Regions from separate parts of the Homo sapiens genome. Here region 1 is linked to region 2. A link is a contact called in ENCODE Hi-C data. All regions are on one chromosome and are shown on one strand. Each heading gives the region's core, a stretch centred on a gene start or an enhancer-like site at or near the end of the contact. The rest is flanking DNA. Distances are from core to core; before and after follow the strand shown. Region 1 holds the start of LINC01812 (long intergenic non-protein coding RNA 1812). Region 2 holds the start of LINC02831 (long intergenic non-protein coding RNA 2831).

Evidence for each region. Hi-C counts contacts between places; a loop is a spot of excess contacts on that map. Pooled maps may share reads with other maps.
Region 1: a loop to region 2 is called in a map of endothelial cell of umbilical vein, with 5 times the contacts of the local background. The contact joins the promoter of LINC01812 here to the promoter of LINC02831 in region 2. A Hi-C loop is called at or near these places in 2 of 168 maps with a recorded cell type or tissue (MCF 10A and endothelial cell of umbilical vein) and 1 of 50 pooled maps.

Annotation. Positions count from the first base shown.
Region 1 is chr2:67,823,857-67,827,457 of GRCh38, reverse strand. It overlaps LINC01812 (long intergenic non-protein coding RNA 1812), which reads left to right and starts at 1,896. Exons shown (of 3, transcript NR_110271.1): 1 at 1,896-1,969; 2 at 3,479-3,584.
Region 2 is chr2:67,563,007-67,566,236 of GRCh38, reverse strand. It overlaps LINC02831 (long intergenic non-protein coding RNA 2831), which reads right to left and starts at 1,937. Exons shown (of 7, transcript NR_183413.1): 1 at 1,772-1,937; 2 at 1,351-1,434; 3 at 527-660. LOC105374786 (a long non-coding RNA gene) reads left to right here. Exons shown (of 4, transcript XR_001739524.2): 2 at 593-1,809; 3 at 2,322-2,455; 4 at 3,208-3,230. RefSeq lists an enhancer at 1-585.

The sequences.
Region 1 (3,601 bases), core at 647-3,146, 260 kb before region 2:
AGTTACGTTCTAGCTCTCCTTTTTTGACATCCCTGGGGTCTTGGAGAAGTGTTATATTTCAGGGGTGTTGTAGAGCTCTAGGCTTTCAGGGCACGTCTTTTTTAATTTTAATTTTTTTTACATTTAAATTTATTTGTTATTTTTAAAATTTCAATAGCTTTTAGGGTAAGAGTGGTTTTTAGTTACATGGATGAATTATATAGTGTTAAATTCTGAGATTTTAGTGTAGTCAGGCCACATCATTTGGTCAAGTGTTTAAACCAGTGACTCTTGATAGAGAAAGAAAAGGAAGATCTGGTGTTGGTGTTTAAGAATTTGATAGTTTGTAGCTACGATGAGTGGGCTGTGCTCTCTGTTCCTGTCAGGCTCCATCATCACTCAGGGCACTGCGTCTCAGCTTCCTAGGAAGAGCTGATAGTTTCTCGCCTGGCCCTTGTTGTTTGGTTTGGAAGGGCTTTTAGTTTGTCTGTTACTTTGTCTGTGCCCTGTAAGTGAGTGACTGGCCACCCAAAATGAGAGATACTAAAGGGATAGGAACCAGAGAATGCAGATTCAAGACCAACCTCTTCATATTAAGGAAGAGTGGGCTTTGGGGAAAGAGGAGATCCAAAAAAATCAAACAAGAGATGGGATGTGTGTGGCCATAATATTGTAGAGATATCAGTTGTCACTCAAGCCATGTGGAGAGTTGAGAGTCTTGTGGTAAACACACGAAAGTTAAGCTGTTCTTCACAAAAACTTGGGTGCTTGTAGAGAAGAACACATTATCTAGAGTATCGTTTGTCTCGATTTTGCTACTCCCAGAGGGGCCAACTTTTGTGCTCGAATAAAGTCACTGCTGTGTGTTTGGAAGATGTCTTTACTTGCCAGAATGAATAGAACGTCCTGAAATTGCCTGGCTTCAGCATTTCAAAGTGAACTGGAACCTCAGGGTCCTTCATAACAAAACTGACCTTGGTCTTCTGGTCTTCATGAAATATTAATGCTTCAGTGAATATTTCTCAGTTTCTTCCACCCCAGATAGTTCTTACTCAGCCATGTGCTGACAATTTTATTTGTAGTTGGCTCTTAAATGGAACTGGAAGTACAGCCTTGTCTATCAATTATTGATAAATTAACCAATAACATTTCCTTTGTTTCCTTGCCCTCAAAATCTCAGAATCAGAACTTTTGAAATGGCTCCATGTTGTTTCTAAAGTCTCTGGGATGATCCACATTCTTTGTTGTTTTCATTTGCCAGCGTGCACAGGAGCAAACCCCCCACTTCTCCTACTTTGGAAAACGTTTCGACATAAATGTCTGGTTCTTCTGAACACTCTCATTCCAAGCATAGAATAATTATTAGCTTGGAGAGGCTTTGTTCTTTTTTTTTTTTATTTAAGATGTTGGGATCCCTGCCTACGTAAATGAAGTCAGGAAAGACACTGAGATGTTAAGATGTTTGTTTTCTTCTTTCCTGGGTGGGTTCTCCTAAAAGATGTCAGCGTTCAATTGTTGGCTAGCAACCTGTGGCATTTAATTATTCTTGACGTTTAATCCATCATGGTGTGAAAAAAAAAGAAAATGTAGCCTGTCTACTCCTCCTCCTCTTCCAAGAGAAACAATAGAATAATTAAGATGGTAACTAAAGTTCTAAGAATAATGAGAAACCACATAAAGACTAGCATGATATTACTCTTAGAACATTAACAGGAAACAAGTTCTGAGGCTATCTCCTCCTACTACATTTTTTTTCTCTTCCTGTCCAGATAATCATGAGTCATCATCCTGTATAAATGAATAATAGTTTAATTTAAATAAGCCAATGTTGTTTGGAGGTCGTTTATCACTTCACAGCTCTCATTCACAGTCAAGTCATGTGGAACTACACAACTTCCTTTTTGTGCATTGGAGCTGGAAATCTCGTTGAGTTTGGGAGGCCTTACTTCTGCATATTTGAATCTGGTGACCAAATTAAACATTGTTCTAAGTAAGTGGGTGGGTGGGGATGGTGATGGGCTGGGGCTGAGGTGGGGAGACAGAGAGCCTTGAGAGGTTTTAGGCTTTTGCACCTGTGATTTCAGGGCATGGAAGCTGGATTTGGGTTTGAATAGTAGTATGTTGATAGTGGTGTGTGTGATAGAGAACTGATCCTAAAACTTAATATTTCAATAAGAACAACCATAAAGGACAGAAAATGGGACCCTTTTTAAGGGCTAACTATAGAAATTGGATTCATACTGTTAGGACTAATGATTGAAAGCAAAGGAAAACTCAAGCAACGTTCCTCAGCCGGCACATTCAAATGATAAATTGCATTTAAGCACTGAAAGAAACAACAGCTGCAGTTAATGAAAAGCCAAATTTATCTAAATTTCTCCAGTTGATCAGTCAAAATAATCAGTATGGCTCTCACTCCATAATCACTTTTTGGCGGGGAAGGGGGACGAGGGGGGAGGTCGGAGAGGGGGAGGACAAAGAGAGAAGACAGGTTTTTATTTTTAAAGGTATAGTTTTCAAAAAGGAACTGTAAAGCTACTGAATTGTAGAAAATACATTTTCTTGTTATCAATATCATCAATACTCTAGATTTGTTGTTTTATTTTTAACTCTCCTAAGGATAATGCAGTTGGCTCTTGTATGGAATGAAGCCTATAGACATGGGCCGGAGGCGGGAAATCCGGGGGCGGGTTGTGATAATGATACAAATCTGAAATGCGTTCCAAAACATCCTATGTCCATTGAGCTGTTTCATTATTACAACACCTGTGAAATAGACAACAGGTATCATTTGTGGCTATTTTACACAGACAGGCACCAAAGGTTTGGGGGGCCAAGTGACCTACCCAAAGTCAGCTAATAAGCTCCTCTACAAGCTGGGGATATAAGAAGATGTCCACACTCCTCACCAAATGCTTTACTAGAAAACAGAAATAAATTCTCCACGCCTCATATCCTTACATGGTGAAAGCAGGAAAATCCTGTTGCAGAAACCACTTGGAGGAGCTGCCATCAAAGGCTGCTTGGGGCCAGCTTCCCTCCAGCACAGAGCTCTGCGCAGAGCCTGCATGTGGTGTGGAATTCTATTAGAACTTACTCACCATATGTTTGTTTGCTGGTGTTCAGTGGAACCTGAGGGAGGGCATAATGGATCTCCGTTACTAAACTGTGTGGAAGGCTTCCAGAGATTTAATAGTCTACCTCGAGGTGATGAATAGAGGGGCTCTTGTATGCCTTGCATAATCAGGGAGCCTTGGTGCTCTGAATGCGCCACGCTCTCCTCCAACACCCTTCTGGAAAAGTCTGTACAGCTGGCACTCCTGGAGGCATTTCAAAAGTGGAGATGGGTGGGGAGGGTGCCTTCCTCTCATCTTCCCTGAGAAAAGATTTGCGGGATGAGATTGCACTGATAGCTGGAGATTTTGAGTAGAAGGAAATAGGCTAGAGGAGTGGAGAGGAGAGGGAAGGCATTCGGTGACCTGGATTTCCCTCCTTGCAGCTGTAGTGGTCTGATCATTCTACCAAGGCCATGACTGTGAAGAGCACTGTGGGTGATGGCTGGTGGCTCACCGGAGCCGGCTTGTGCACGGCGCCCGAAGCCAAAGGTGAGGGACCACTGGTA
Region 2 (3,230 bases), core at 688-3,187:
CCAATATATTTTTAGTTTAAATTAGTCAATTAATGCTGGGATCGGAGGGGAGAACACTGAGTTTTTCAAAATATGTTGAATCAGGTCTTGAGCCAACATTGATATTTAAAGTCGAGGCTGTTCTTAAAGTTGACTCCAGAAGTCTCAGGAGTACTCATGTCACAAACATGCCGGTAATACCGGGCTCATAATACTAATCTCTTGAGCACGATTATTGATGCTGGTCTCTGTTGCTGAGCAAACTTCCACTGACGAGCCCAAGCTGAGGGTGGGGCCAAATGTTACCCAGTTGCTGTGTGCATTTGGAAGAATGACTCAAACCTCCCACACTTCCTTCATCTGTAAAGACCTCACTGGGATGTTGGTAATACAGAGAATAAAATACGTAATGGGCTAAGGTTTGCTCTCAATAAATGGTGGTCTCCCCTCCCTCAGGGAGCTTGTTATCTAAGTGAGGAGACAAGATCTGTGCATAAGGAAGATGATTCACAACACTCCACATGAAGCATAATGTGATGTTACATACCAGATGTTTTCCAGGCAGGAGTTACAATGGAATAATTAATTATTTTATGGTTCTTCTTTTCTGTAGGGTGTTGGGTGCACATTTGTCACCTGGGAATACTACCAGCAAGCCTCATATTTTTTCTGCAATAAATGCTGGAAAGGAAAAAGAAATGCTGAAAATGATGAAGTAATTCCAATTCTGCTGATAGAGACCTGGAAATGCACTAGGGAAAAATGACAAGAGTGTAACACACTGCTGCTGATTATGTCATAATGATTATTTTATGCAGTTTGAAGAAGACTCACTGTTCTAAAGAACCAGCATCCATTTCCAGGAAAGAGCAGGGATTCTCCATCCATACCTCCATGGGATGAACCACATTGAAAATAATGATTTCCTTCTAATAGCTTACTCTACATTATATAAAGAATTCCTTGGGATTCTAAAAAAACCCTAATAATATAGTAATAATAACAACAGAGGTTTGTTTTTGCTATTTGTAGTCTAATATTCAGATTGTGAGCAGCTGTTTTGGAAGGCAAGATGAGTGAATAGATGTGAAGTCGTCTTAGAAATGTCCAGGCTTCCAAAAGAAATTTCACTTTTAAAAGAAAATAGCCTAATGTGAACCACATTAGAATCAGCACATCTAATCCTACGGAGAAAAAGTGACCATGGCTGTCTACACATATAGGCAGGTCATTCAAGCTCATTCAAAAATTCCACTTTCACTGGTGGTCTGTCTGTGTCCACATGGTGACAAATGGCCCCGGCAGGGTTTTTGAGGTGTTGGCACCACCAGTGAGTGCCAGATGGAATGTGGTGAAAGTTCTGATTTGTACCTTTCAGACTAAAGGTACTTTCCAGAATGGACGGGTCCTTCTGGCTGCCTTTTGTAAGTGCAGCCACAGGTATTCTGTTGAAGCCTGTGGGTGAGAAAGACATAAACAGGTGCTATAAATTTGTCAGACCAGGAAGCCACAGGCCGTTTAGTAAATGGTAAACCCAATGGCCCAAAAGAACAAAGGGGTCTCTTTTCATCAGAATGATCAGGCTCATTCAACAAATATTTATTGAGCACCCACTTTCTGCCAGATGGAAGAGCCACTGACAAGGCCTCTTATTTAAAGAGTGCCTGAAGTGAGGAAGCAAACCCCCAAATCATCTGGGATGGTATGAACTGAACTCTGGACCGCAACATGATGGAAAGGAGGAGCTGGGGTCCCAAGGGCAGTCCAGACAACCTGAACCTGTGACACTCACCCTGCCCACACACTCTCAGAGCTGCAGCTTTCACGGGGGTGAGTTTTCTGCCTTGATTTACTCAGGCCAAGACCTTTCATTTTCTGGAGAAAATACAGGTTTTTCTGTAGTATTTCACAAACAAGGCAATTCTCTCAGGGAGGTGAAACAGCATTGCTTCTCAACTGAAATCTGAATTTCATCTTCCTAAGTTTATATCGTTGAGTCACAATTATTGAGTCATAAAGACCAAAAAGGATGTTGAAAGTTAATTTATTTACCACACTATGGCTTAGACTATTCTAGAAATATGAAAATATCTCCTATTAAAGCAGACTTTCTGAGGAGAAACCATTGCTTTTTCAACTAACGTTTTATCATGTTTTATTGCCTTCATAGTTAACTATTTTTTTAAATCATATCTAACATAAGTCCCTCCAGCAGCATTTTATATCTCTTTTACAATACTTTGCCCTGGATAGTTGAATAATAGTTCATCAAGCCTCATATAACAGTAATTAAATTGTCACCTTGGTGTTTTTCAGACCCAATTCTTGCTAATTCTTTGTAGGTGACATGAATGCTTGTAAATGAGCTTGCTGAATGGGAGACCAAGAACGATGATATTGAGCTGTTACTACATGCCAGACATTTAACCCTTTCATCCAGGTTATCTCAATCATTCCTTACAGAAAGGCTTTTGAGGTAGGTTCAATCATTTCTCGCATTTTATAAGTGGGAAAACTGAGACTCTACGAGAGGTCAATATTTTACACTAGACCCCCACTGTTGGAAGGGGTGGAGCTGAGATGTATTTCCAGTTAATTACACAGATAAGACTGCCCACTTTTTCTATGAATATTTCCAACTATTAGATTGAGTGAACCTTAATTAATCAACATATTATTTTAAAAATAACTTGCTCATGTTCTAATGCCTGTTTGTCACTCAAGTGTTTGCAAAATCAGGGAATAATTTTTTTCTAGACTTTTACTCCTTTTCCAGATATAAGCTCTTAAAAACCTTTGTTTAATCTTTGACTTTAAATCCACAAAACATAATAGCTGGTGAGATACCTAATACCTTTGCTATTTTCTTTGAGGATACAAGTCTTGATATTTATCTCTTTAAGCCAGTAGCTCTCAACCTTGGCTGTGCCTTAGAATCACTTACAGGAGCTTTTAAAGATCCTGATGCTGGACCACACCCAAGGCCAATTAAATTAGGATTGCTGAGGGTGATACCCAGGTGATTACAATGAACATCCCAGGTTGAAACCACTGATTTAAACAACTCTTCCCTGGACTTTCCCGTACCTCCATTTCACCTGGCCTGCTGTGGCTTTCGCTTATCTAGTTAGAACTGTAATTTGGCCAGTTCATCGCTCATTCCCAAAGGGGATCTCATTACCTGTCTCTAATACAGAGTCTGAAAAAGCTAAATATTCTGTCTTCCAGATGTCCTTGCAACTGGAGGTGCC